Regions from separate parts of the Mus musculus genome. Here region 1 is linked to region 2. A link is a loop called in an ENCODE intact Hi-C map of the cell type or tissue named here. Cell type or tissue: heart. All regions are shown on one strand. Links, peaks and the distances in the headings refer to the core of each region. The heading gives the core; the rest is flanking DNA. Region 1 overlaps Arid1a (AT rich interactive domain 1A (SWI-like)). Region 2 has its middle 3.7 kb from the start of Arid1a.

Evidence for each region. Hi-C counts contacts between places; a loop is a spot of excess contacts. Peaks named below come from ENCODE experiments on the same cell type or tissue, not always from the same donor. Only the 100,000 strongest peaks of a DNase experiment are listed, where the experiment ranks them.
Region 1: a loop joins it to region 2, with 2.7 times the contacts of the local background. A loop is called at or near these places in 8 of 42 quality-filtered maps.

The regions. Positions count from the first base shown.
Region 1 is chr4:133,705,463-133,708,367 of GRCm38, reverse strand. All of the region lies in intron 4 of Arid1a (AT rich interactive domain 1A (SWI-like)), which reads left to right. Among named protein-coding and RNA genes, the nearest start is that of Mir7227, 10 kb to the left of the region's middle. In heart, for the core only: no CTCF peak of the experiment used is centred there; a DNase peak (open chromatin) is centred at 1,227; H3K27ac peaks cover 1,631 bases.
Region 2 is chr4:133,756,240-133,759,144 of GRCm38, reverse strand. It overlaps a transcript of Arid1a not described here. Among named protein-coding and RNA genes, the nearest start is that of Arid1a, 3.7 kb to the right of the region's middle. In heart, for the core only: a CTCF peak has its summit at 1,588; DNase peaks (open chromatin) are centred at 1,614 and 2,254; H3K4me3 peaks cover 1,670 bases; H3K27ac peaks cover 1,771 bases.

The DNA of each region.
Region 1 (2,905 bases), core at 202-2,701, 51 kb after region 2:
GTGGACTGCCGTGTGGTTGCTGGGAATTGCACTCAGGCCCTCTGGAAGAGCAGTCAGTGTTCTTGAGCCACCTCTCCAGCCCCATAAGTTTGTTTTCAGAGGTGAGATTGGGCATTGGGGTCACGGATTGCTGTGTTCTTTAATGGAGAAGGCTATTTTTCTTCCTGTTCCTCAGTTGCCAGTAGTTCTTTGTCTTGGGTTACCCTTCCATGCCTGTTGGTGTTATCCTTGTCTGGTCTTATTTAGGCAGTCATGTCTAATAAGTTAGAAGCCCTGACTAGAAATACCAGGCTGGGAGCTTTAAAGCGAGATACCAATACTCGCTGCTTGTGAGATTACATCACCTGTTTTGTGGATACTTTTGAGACCCTGGCTCCTCAGGCTTCAGCCCCTAGCATTCCTCTGCCGTCTTAAACTCCCTCATAATTCCTAGGTCGGTCCCCCCAAGCCCCCAACCCCACACGTTATATTTCTTTTGCTTAAGACACATTCATTTCTCTGTCTATCTCTGTTGCTTTGTTAAATAACTGACAGTGGTCTGGAACTCTGTGACCTGGCTATCCTGAACACCCACCTGCCTGCTCAGTTTATAGGAATGTGGCTATGTGGTTAGCTTTGTTTTTAATGACCAAGCAGGTTTCTGTTGTGGCTTCAAGCCTAAGCTGAAAGGTCTTGGTAGGGACTTCATTCTCTCTCACTTTTGGTGTTGGCATAACACCATGCTTGGTATGTCTGCTTGAGTCCCTCACATTCTCTGCTTACATGTGTATTCACTAAAATAAAAGCATGAAATGACTCCTGCATTGACCTCAGCCAACTTTTGTGCTCTTTTTGGAGGAGGAACACATGGTGGGAATGCTTAGGACTGGGGCAACTTGAGGGGTTTGAACGATGCTGCTTTCATTTCCTTTTGTTCTTTTCACAGTAAAGGAGCCATCAGTCCTTGTCTAGGATTTGCTGGTTTATTTTCTAAGGGTGACAAATACTGGTAGCATTTTGGTAAACAAAGGGATTTTAAAAAGTCTGGCCACACTTAGAATTGAACCAGAGTGTTCTGTGTCCTGGCTCCCCATCAATCTGCCGTGTCTGTGAGACTGCTCTGAGCAGAGTGTACCATGTCCGTGTAGCATCATTTCCAGAACACTTGCGCTCTGGCAGAGCCGGCTGGTCCACTTCTCCGTTCCAGTCACACTGCTCTAGCTCCGACACTGCCGGTGCCTTCCGGAGCCTGTGCTGCACATAGCTGCATGCTTGTCCCTGGGCCCATTTCCTGTTTCTATTCTAGTCTCTGGTGGCTCAGCTACACTTCCTGCCTGTGTGTGTGTCTCACAGATTCTTCTTTCTGGACCCTCTTGTTTTCTTTAGAATAACCTCAGCCTGAGAAACAGCTGAACTTTAATATGATGGCTCCTGAGTTGGTCATACCTAAGAGGACTGATGAGAAGTGACCCCTTTCCCCAGTGAAGCTCACCACATGATGACTGTGACTTGTTTTTCAGTTTGTCCCCAGCCTGCTAGAGGAAACTATAGACCAGAAATTTGGAAAGGAATAAATGGAGCCCTCTTCCCCTCACCGTTAGGCATGCTGGGCTGTTAGGACCTCTGTTGCTTGTTCTTCTGCAGCCGTTGCTTACACACAAGTTTCCTGCCTCGGAGGAAGACAAGTAGTGTACTCCTAGTGCAAACCTCCCTAAAGTACAGAGTTAAAATGAAGGTTAGGCAGGTAGAGCATGCTGTCTTCTGAATAGCCTGTAGAGCACACAGGGATGGAAAGCACTCCTGCTTACGTGAACAGTTCAAGTCTTTTTGTTTCTGAGACATTATCTCTATGTAGCCTTGGCTGACCAGGAACTCCTTATGTAGAAAGGTTGGCCTGAAATTCAAATAGATCCATCCAGCTGCCTTGGCCTGGTACTGCTAATATTGTGGGGACTAAAGGCCTGTACCACCACACTAGTCCAGGTCTTATGCACCTCCCCATACACATACACAAACTCCTCACATATACATAACAACACCCCACATTAGAAATGGAGAGAGTGTGTAGGGAGGTGGTAAAAAGGGAAGAAATGAAGGAGGCCATCTAGACAGACATATTTAAAGGACTTCCCTCCTCCTCCCAAGTAAAACATTTGTTTAGGAGTGTATGCTTTGTGATTTAGTCTGTATTTCCTACATAGCTACTCGGCTGGGTCACCTGATGCTACTGAAGCCGATTGTTGAGGGATGAACCCTGTGTCTGGGTCTGGCTGTAGAGAAAGAAGAGTTGAGTAATGATTGATGACTTTGAGTTCCTTAGGAAAGGTTGAAGGGTGAGACCCACTTGTACACAGAAACAGTCAGTGTGACCCAGAAGTGCTATCAGACTGGCCCTGGGGTCCTGTCTCCCTCCAGATCTATGACCCAGAAATCATTTAGGTAGAATCAGAAAGCAGCAGTGGCAGCCAGGCAAAATGACACACACCTTCAATGCCAGGGCTTGGGAGGCAGGCAGGTCTCCGATTTGAGATTATTAGCCTGTTCCTCAGAGTGAGTTCCAGGACAGCCAGGGCTATTCAGAGAAAGCCTGTCTCAAAATCAACAACAATAACAACATAAAGCAGCAGTTGCTACCACCAGAACTAGTTAAGTAGAGCCTGGAACCAAAATGCTCCTGCAGAAACAGACAGAGGAAACAGAAACATGAGCTAGGAACTTGAACTGTGTGTGGAGCTTATCTGCAGTGATTTTTTTTTTTTTGAAGACGTAGTTTTAGCTTTATAACAAACAGTTGTGGGGCATCTCCCCTCCCATTTCCCACCCCGCGCCCTCCCCCCCACACACACAAAAGGGGGCGTTGGGGAGAAAGAGAAAATCCAGAAAGAAATGGGGGATGAGCGGGTGAGGGTCATGGCATTTCCTCTGG
Region 2 (2,905 bases), core at 271-2,770:
ACCCCCTGGGATGCTTGAGTTTTTTTCCCCCTCTATTCTGATTTCCTTCTCCACCCTCAGCCTTAGTGTTTTCTCTCCTCAGATTACACTATATGCAGTGAAGTTTTTCCTAACTAGGCTTTACTGCACAAAAGAAAATCAGTTTACATTGGTTTAATATGGGACAAGTGTGTTATGGGCACGAGCCCATTTTGAGACAGGGCCTCTCTGGTTAGCACTGGCAGTTTTGGAACTCAACTCTGTAGACCAGGCTGGCCTCCAGTTTATAGATCAACCTGGGACTAAAGGATTATGCTACCACACTGGGCTCCAGTCCTATTTCAAACAAACAAAAGAAACCATATATATGGTAGTTTTATTATCTTATCCAAAAAAAAAAAAAAAAAAAAAAAGTCATTCAGCAGTGGGATGAGCCAATGAGCCAGAAGGGTTAGCTGTAGTATTAAGAGCCTGGGTTGGGGATTTAGCTCAGTGCTAGAGGTCCCTCAGCTCTGGAAAAAAAAAAAAAAAAAAAAAAAAAAAGACAAAAATTTTCTGCTGGTCATGGTGGTGCAGGCCTTTAATTCCAGCACTTGAGAGGCAGAGGCAGGTAGATTGGATTTCTGAGTTTGAGGCCAGCCTGGTCTACAGAGTGAGTTCCAGGACAGCCAGAGCTATACATAGAAACTCTGTCTTGAAAAACAAAAACAAAAAACAAACAAAAAGAGCGTGAAAGATGGAGTTGCTTTGTTTCTGTAGGTTGACCTTGGGAGTTGTTTTATTTGAAATATTCCACAGACCAGAATCAGCATGGACCTGTATTTTACTTATGTTATCTTATGATTATATTTGTAGCATTGCTGGGAATCAAACCCTAGAGTCTTATCCATGAGGGTCCTACCACAGAACTGCATTTATTTTATGTTTATTTCATTTTGGTAGGGAGCTGATGGTGAGGGTAATTCTTTTTTTTTTTTTTTTTCTTGAGACAGAGACAGGGTTTCTCTGTGTAGCCCTGACTGTCCTGGAACTCACTCTGTAGATCAGGCTGGCCTCAACCCAGAAATTTGCCTGCCTCTGCCTCCCAAGTGCTGGGATTAAAGGCGTGTGCCACCACTGCCAAGCAGGTAATTCTTATGTTAACACAAACACCCGAAGGATTTATGCTCAAGGCTATTTTGCCTTAGCTCAGAGGGAAAAAAAAAAGTCTCATTGAGAAATGAACATTTCTTTAAATGGGTCTTTTATTTATTTATTTTGTAAAATTAGAATCTCCCAAATTGTTTTAAGACTTTGAGGTGAGTGGAAAAGTGAACCAGAAAAGCAGTGTGCGAACTTTTGAAGCTGGAAGCCACCCGGTTCGGTTCGCTCTTAGGGCTTCTTGGGCACGATTTTTACCGCGAAGTGATGTGGAGCGCCATTCGGACTCCGTTCCATGTTCCCCCGCGACAATCCAGTTCGTGTCTTAGCGCTCCTGCCTGCGAGCCGGGAGCATAATGAATTGCCTTGACTCTAGCTTCAATCCACTTTCCTCGCTTAATATGCAGCCCAAAGTTTTGCAGCTCACTGTCAGATGGTTGTGCTAGACTTTCACACTGATCCCAAAGCCTCCGCTGGGGCTGTTTCTTCACACGGAGTTACAAACTTTAAGAAACACAGCTCCAGACGGAAATCCACGCCAGGCTTTGAACTCTGCTTCTGGCTTCCGTCAACTGACACAGTTGCCCTTTTGCTCAAACTCGCAGCTCCAGCTCGCACTTGAGAGCGCTCGGCTGGGTGTCTGCTGTGGCGCCGCGGCGGGAATGTGCGGGGGCCACGGCCCGGCTCCGCACGTCTCAGCCCGGAGCAGGCAGAACCCTCCCTCTGCCTCTGCTAGCAAGCGTCCTGCCCCGAGTCCAGTAAGGGAGAGAGGTCTGCGGGGCAGGCGAGGCCGACCTTTTGTTTGTTTGAGGAGTTTCGTGTTTCAGACATTTAGAGTGAGCAAACTGCGAGGGAGGAAGAAGGGCTTGTCCTCCCTGCAAGCGTTTCTTTCTCCTAGCAAAGCCTCCAGGCCCAGCTTCCACATTTTGCAGTTGACTGTGTGGGATCTTCATAGGTTCATCCCTCATTCTCAGGCCCAATCCATGCACGCTGTGCAGCCAGAGAGAATGAGAGCACATCCTCTGCCATTTTCAGCCGGTTGCTGCCGGCAGCCCAGCCCCCTTTCCTTGGCTGTGGCTGCCGCCGGAGTTCCGGCGCCCAGAAGCGGCCCCCGGTCCGCCCGGCCCCGGATCCAGTCCACTTTTGCCGATTGCCGTCCTGCCCGGCTTGGTGATAAGAACTCTCCTGTGAGAGCCAGCGAACGAGACTTTAGTCCGGTTTCCATGTCAACGATTCAGTCCATATTTGCCATCAGGCTGCCGGTGGCAGAGGCGCTTTCGAGAGGAGAGCGCTGTCCTAACCCTATAATCTGCGCCGGGATTCCTGAGCTGCCTGGGTGTGGGGTGAAAAGGCAGGGGCTGTGGGGGAAAAATACCCACCGAGGGGAGGACCCACGGCCCCGAGTCGGGGTCTCGCTGCTCGGGCCAGCCACGTGCCCGCTCCTCCCCTCCCCCTTCTCCTTCCCAGTGCCCCTGGGGAAAGCGGATGGACCAGTTTCTAAGAAAGTTCCTCAGCCCAGCAGTCTTAGGTTAATGTTGTAGATCTTAGAGAGGAAGGGACTCTAAGGATTTGAGATTTTTTTTTTTAAAGAAAAGTAGAGAAGAAGAAAAACACTACCTCTCCTGACCCAGGTGGATATATTTTTATGCACTTTGCCTCATTGCTAGATTAAAATGGTGACTGTTTTCAAAACAGCGTGACCACGTGTAGGGAAAGGGATTTTGGCGCTTTCCATATGCACGGCCATGGAAGAAGGCCATGTGGACTTTCCTTGAAGACAAATCCA